Regions from separate parts of the Homo sapiens genome. Here region 2 is linked to region 1. Evidence: chromatin contacts called from ENCODE Hi-C or POLR2A ChIA-PET data. All regions are on one chromosome and are shown on one strand. Each heading gives the region's core, a stretch centred on a gene start or an enhancer-like site at or near the end of the contact. The rest is flanking DNA. Distances are from core to core; before and after follow the strand shown.

Region 1 (3,427 bases), core at 689-3,188:
TGCCAAACCCCTATTGACTCCAGTGGGGAAGGCACCAGATTCAAGAGGCTGAAGAAAAGACTCAGAGCCAGAAAACGAGGCATGGGGGCTTACCTGCAGAGGAGGGAGTCCAGTGCTGGTGGGCTGGACAGGAGAACTGTAACCGATTGCAAAAGGCATGCAGTTTATGTAGCAGTTTCCTTTAGTACCTTCCCTCCCAACAGCCTCCTCCTGGCAACCTTCATGCAACCCAAAACTCGGAGCCACAGTCTTCTGTATGGCCTATGTTTTACGGGACGGGCCAGAGGCTCAGATGTTCCTCATAGACAAAAAATGAGTCTCCGTGTTTCCCACTCCCGGATTCCCTAGCTCAGAACACACATTCAGGTGTGTCTGCCATACAAGGCCATTCTCAGTGTGTGCCTACGTTATTGCTAACAGGTGCATTTGTCAGAGGCGTTCAAACCACAGCCACTCCATTTTGAGTGAGAGCCAGGAAAATAAGGCTGGAACTTGCCGGGCTGCACTCAGAAAATTAGGCATTCCTAGCCTCTAAATGTTTACAGTTAAGGGAACAAATTAATAATGTTTACTAAACAGACCCAGATTTGGGAGCATGCAGATATCTTGATATCTGGAGAACAAAAACATTCCTAATTTTGCTTTAAAGATAATATCGATTCTTGCAAAATATTGTAATTAAGAAAATTAATCCTTCATCACGAACCCTTGTAGCAGAGAACATCTCCCCACATATAGAACCGTTTTACCTAGGATGGACACGTTCCTCCTCTTAGTTTCAGGAACGTCCTACTCTGTCTATGGAGTAGCTGTTCTTTCACTGCTTTACTCTCTTCATAAACTTGGTTTTGCTTTTCACCGCAGACTGGCCCTGAATTCTTTCTCGGCGAGATCCAAGAACCCTCTCTTGGGGTTCGGATCGGGACCCTTTCCTGTAACACATTTACCATACACAAATATAAATCTACATCATCATTTACAATGACCCTATACTATTCCATGAGATAACATGCCTTCATTTTTTTAATCCTGGACAGAGAGAAAAGTGTTTCCAATTGAGCTGTATTATAAACACTCCTGAGGCACACATCCTTGTGCATAACTCTTGGCTCTTTGCCTAATTATTTCTTAGGAGAAAATCCCTAGACCTGGAATTGCTGAATTGAGCATTTGCACTTTTTCGAAGGGTGTTGATTGATGTTACCAAGAAGCCCTCTGGAAAGGCTGGACCAATGTCCCCCTTCGCCAGCAATATAGGGAAACATCCTCTCCCTAGACCTTCACCAACTCTGGGCGTTGGAAAACGCTTCTACTTCCGCTCGCACTTTTTTTTTTTTTTTTTTTTTTTTTTTTTTTGACAGAGTCCCTCGCCCAGGCTGGAGTGCAGTGGCGTGATCTCGGCTCACTGCAAGCTCCACCTCCCGGGTTCACGCCATTCTCCTGCCTCGGCCTCCCGAGTAGCTGGGACTACAGGCGCCCGCCACCGCGCCCGGCTAATTTTTTGTATTTTTTAGTAGAGACGGGGTTTCACCTTGTTAGCCAGGATGGTCTCGATCTCCTGACCTCGTGATCCGCCCGCCTCGGCCTCCCAAAGTGCGGGATTACAGGCGTGAGCCACCACGCCCGGCCCGTTGGCACCGCTTTGTCTTGACCTCCAACGTGCCTGGACAGAATCCCCGAAAGGGGAGAGAGGAGACCCAGGCAGAGGCAGGCACTCTGGGTACAGGGAGCTCCTTTCCCCGGCCTTTCTCTTCCCAGGCGGAAAGTGAAAAGGCCCCAGGGGACAATCTCTGTGTCAACCGGAGGTTGGAAAAACTCGAGGGAAAGAAGGGGCCCAGCGTTGTTTGTAACGCGCCTCCTTCACACGCCCAGGTGGAAAGGCTTTCCCTCCCCCTTCGCCTCCTCCGTCCCAAACAACAGCTGCTGGCGTTAGCCGGCGAGGAAGAAAGGGGAAAAGCAAACACAAGGGCGAGCAGGGAACAGCTCGGTCCTGCAGGTTAGAAGGGCAGGCTGTTCCCACCAGGGACCCCCTTTCAGCTGCAAACTGCCGTGTTTGACATTTCAATGCGGCCTAGGGGAGGGAAACGAGGAAGAGGAGAGAGCAAAGGGGGCCGGCCCGAAGACCTGAATAAGGCAAAGGAGACAAAAAATCTGCTTCTCTTTAATTCCAACACTTGTTCTTTCTGCCTTTTCTCCCTCAGCAGAATGTGACATTCAGGAGCAAATGGGTTTTCTCTCACTCTCTTTTTCTTTTTTTTTTCCCTTTGACATTTAAAAACAATATACACTTGGGTGCATTGAAAGTTGGGGAGGAGTTGGGGGAAGAGGGAAGAGGAAGATTGTTTCTGGAAGAATTGAACCTCAGGAAAGCTGCTTTCATCTTCCTTGTGACTTGTCCTGGCAGCCGAATTCCTTTTCATCACTTTGGAGAGGAAACGTGAAAGGACTTGGATTTTGCAAGCAAAAAAAGTAAAGTCTCCCCTATCTAGTGAATGTGCACTGTGGTGGGGGAGGGACTTGCGTATTCCTTGGGAAGGATCTTAGAACATGAAGGGGCAGTATTCCGGTGAAGCAAACCCCAGAAAACAATAGCAACAATACGTCTGAATGGGGGCCAGGGTTAAGCTGGGGTCAGAGCAAGGCTTTTCTCTCCCCACCCATGACTGAGGCTGAGCTTGTGGCACGGGGATGAGCACCACTGCTTCGGGTGGGAGTAGGGGTGAGGGGTGGGGGTGAGGGGGTGCCAGAGCCCAGGCTCCAGCTTTGGCTCCTGGATACACTGCTAGATGGAACAGAAAACACACTTCACGGCCAGGCGCAGTGGCTCACACCTGTAATCCCAGCACTTTGGGAGGCTGAGGCAGGCAGATCATCTGAGGTCAGGAGTTCCAGACCAGCCGGGCCAACATGGTGAAATCCCGTCCCTACAAAAAATACAAAAATTAGCCGGGTGTGGTGGCAGGTGCCTGTAATCCCAGCTACTCGGGAGGCTGAGGCAGGAGAATCGCTTCAACCTGGGAGATGGAGGTTGCAGTGAGCTGAGATTGCGCCACTGCACTCCAGCCTGGGAGATAGAGCGAGACTCCGTCTCAAAAAAAAAGGAAAGAAAACCCACTGCACAGTCAGGCTTGTCTCTTCCAATTTTTCTATCCCTCTCCCCAATTTGCAGATGAGAAAACTAAGGCCCAGGAAGATTAGATAGAATACTGAGAGTCACAGAGCTGGGTGATCCAGGCCCAGGACACAAGTCCTTTCCCTACCAGTGAAAGAACTGCCTCCCTCTCGCTGCCTGCCTCTCCAGCTCACTCCCTCTTCTGTCTATTAAAAAGAGATTGATCCTCCCCTCTCCATCTAAGTCACAGTCATGCAGTCGCAGTGGCTTTCTTCACCCACAACAGAGCAAAAGTAGCCAGGAAATCAAGTGATG
Region 2 (3,045 bases), core at 405-2,904, 52 kb before region 1:
AGCATCCCCCACCAGGTTGTAATAGACATGCACCGCCCGCACGAGAGCATCCCCCACCAGGTTGTAATAGACATGCACCGCCCGCACGAGAGCATCCCCCACCAGGTTGTAATAGACATGCACCGCCCGCACGAGAGCATCCCCCACCAGGTTGTAATAGGCATGCACCACCCGCACGAGAGCATCCCCCACCGGGTTGTAATAGACATGCACCACCCGCACGGGAGCATCCATTTTAATCACAGATCTGGTGGAGAAAATATCATCTTTCCCCTAGCACCAAAGTTGGTATATTATGGAGTAGAATACCAAACTCACAAGAATTTCTTTTTTTTTTTTTTTTTGAGACAAGAGTCTCTGTCTCCCAGGCTGGAGTGCAGGGGCGCCATCTCGGCTCACTGCAAGCTCCGCGTCCCGGGTTCACGCCATTCTCCTGCCTCAGCCTCTAGAGTAGCTGGGACTACAGGCGCCCGCCACCACGCCCGGCTAATTTTTTGTATTTTTAGTAGAGACGGGGTTTCACCGTGTTAGCCAGGATGGTCTCGATCTCCTGACCTCGTGATCCACCCACCTCAGCCTCCTAAAGTGCTGAGATTACAGGCGTGAGCCACCGCGCCCGGCCCATGACTTTCTAAAAGTTAAAAAAGATTCTAAAAGTTAAAAAAGATTCTAAATATCATACCTGAGCGGAACCACTTAAAAGACTGTCCCCCTCCTCAGATCTCGGGGGGAGGGGAGGAGAGGTGACGTGAGGGTGAGGCATTTACTTGTTTGGGGTGTTCAGGGTACTTCTGGGGGAACTTGAGAAGCCCCTTCCCACCCCCACCCAGTGAATCTGGACTTCTGGGTGCACACCGGTCTGAGGAGAGCTCCCAGCAGGGCCCGGGTACTGGGCCCCCATCTCTTTTCTCTCACTGGTTTTAAGGGTGTCAGAGGCCAGCAGGTACCTACAGATCTAAACCCAGAAAGAGCACCCTCAAACTCCTCTTAGTCCCTTGAGCAAGCTCCCTTGGTATGAAATCTGAAGCTGCCAAACAATGCAAAAGAAAAAGGAGTCAAGACTGGGAAAAGAAGAAGAGGAAAATAACAATTTAAGATGCATTTCTTTCTTCCCAGAAGCTCAGCGTCTGGTAATAATGGATTAGAAACACTACTTCCCTTTCCCTCAGCCAGGAGATCAGGCAGCAAGTACTCCCAGTTGGAGGTTTTCACCAGGGTTTTATTTCGTCTGAGTTTTTTGTTTTGGTGTTTTGTTTGTTTTTCAGGAAACAGAGAATTTTTAAAAGGACAATTCATGAGGTTTTTCATTTTTCTTTAACTTTTGTTTTGACGTGAGATACAAGCGTTCCCATTGTGGAACATGAAATATGTACATATGTAATTCCTGAAAGTCCCTTTAGCCCAAAATAGGAAGAAAGGCAGACAGACAATCTTTGGGGAGGCGATACCTTTCTGGCAGGGATTGAATTGTCCAGGATAACGCTGTCCAGATTCCAGCCTAGACGTGTGCGCCGAGGGGCCTGCAGGAGATCTGGGAATTATTAACTGCAAGAGCAGCCCTGCACACTTTTCAGTTCTGCTTGCAGCTGCAAGGGAGAATTCTGAAGGCAGGGTGCAAGGTGTTGTTGTTAGCAGAAAGCCGCCTCCAGCGTGAATGATGTGCAGCTGCTCACTCCCCCCTCCCCCACAGCCAAGTGCAGGCGTTTTGAAGGGAGTGCTAGAGCTCCTAAAGTGATGAAAAGGAAACACCTTCCTAACCCGAAGGTGTTTCTAATTACAGCAGCTAATTACCAAACCTCCACTGCATTTAATTGCCACAAACAGAATCACAAAAGAACAATTAACAAGTAAAGCCCTGTACTAACAGTTATGCCTAAAAAGGAAGTAGAGAGAGGGAGGGAGAGAGGAGGGAAAAGAAAGGGACTCTAAATCCTGTAGTCTGTTGTGAGCAGGTATACAGTTATTGTAAATAGTTTCTATGAACATTTACTTGTGAAATCTCAGGGCATTAAGTCTGCCAAAATCATCAGCTCAAAGTAGTGAAATTGATAACTGGTGAATGAACAACCAAGACCAATTATTTATGTTTTTGTTCACCTGAGTTTCTCAAGCTTCTGCTCGGCTCATATTGATCCCAGTTGGCTCAAGACATCTGTTTTTCCAGTTTTGTCAACATCCCCAGAGTTGCTTTTCATAAGTTATGATTTTGACAAAAACTTAGAAAGGAGTGTGTTGATCTCACAGCAAAAAATGTGGCTTATCTCTAAAATGGAAAAGCGAAAATTCCTGAAGTTCAAGTGCTTGCACATGACACAGCTCACACACAAAAAACTCTATACCTGCTGTTACGGGTTGAATTGTGCCCACTCCCCTTCATATGTTGAAATCCTGAGCCCCAGTACTTCAGAATGTGACCTTATTTGGAAATAAGGTTGCGGCAAATGAATTAGTTAAGGTTGTTACAGAAGGTAGCTAGTTAGGCATGAGCGGGACAGAAGAGGGCTCCCCGAACCCACACCCCAACAGGAAAGTCAGGTGGCCACCAGGTGATGGTCAGGCAGTTGTCACACTGTGACAGCCAGCACCAGGGAAAGGCAATTTCCCTGTAGATAGAAAACACCTGAAATTGGTGATCAACAGATTCTTCTTCTTTTTTTTTTTTTTTTTTTTTCCCGAGATGGAGTCTCGCTCTGTCGCCCAGGCTGTAGTGCAGTGGCGCGATCTTGGCTCGGCATGATCTTGGCTCACCACTACCTCCGCCTCCTGGGTTCAAGTGATTCTCCTGCCTCAGCCTCCTGAGTAGCTGGGATTTACAGGGGCACACCACCACACCCAGCTAATTTTTGTATTTTTCGTAGAGACGGGGTTTCATCATGTTGATCAGGCTGGTCTTGAACTCCTGACCTCTTGATCCGCCCGCCTCGGCCTCCCAAAGTGCTGGGATTACAGGCATGAGCCACCATGCCCGGCCGACAGCTTCTTAATAAGATCTCAGGAATTGGGCTTGGGCTCCAGCATGTGCATTATGAGGCAAAATGGCAGAGG

What was found. Hi-C counts contacts between places; a loop is a spot of excess contacts on that map. ChIA-PET counts read pairs that join two places held with the same protein, here RNA polymerase II (POLR2A).
Region 2: a map of endothelial cell of hepatic sinusoid shows a loop between it and region 1 (4-fold over the local background). The contact joins two enhancer-like sites. A Hi-C loop is called at or near these places in 1 of 168 maps with a recorded cell type or tissue (endothelial cell of hepatic sinusoid). POLR2A ChIA-PET finds 5 or more read pairs at or near these places in 3 of 52 experiments (CD4-positive, alpha-beta T cell, Panc1 and WTC11).

Annotation. Positions count from the first base shown.
Region 1 is chr15:93,278,887-93,282,313 of GRCh38, reverse strand. The region is part of intron 5 of LOC105370982 (a long non-coding RNA gene); the gene reads right to left. Among named protein-coding and RNA genes, the nearest start is that of RGMA, 190 kb to the right of the region's middle. RefSeq lists an enhancer at 2,900-3,427. Within about 2 kb of position 1,938, at least 6 of the 41 ENCODE cell types and tissues checked have a DNase peak (open chromatin) inside an H3K27ac peak, as active enhancers do.
Region 2 is chr15:93,330,485-93,333,529 of GRCh38, reverse strand. All of the region lies in intron 5 of LOC105370982 (a long non-coding RNA gene), which reads right to left. Among named protein-coding and RNA genes, the nearest start is that of RGMA, 240 kb to the right of the region's middle. RefSeq lists enhancers at 881-1,480, 1,481-2,082. Within about 2 kb of position 1,654, at least 3 of the 41 ENCODE cell types and tissues checked have a DNase peak (open chromatin) inside an H3K27ac peak, as active enhancers do.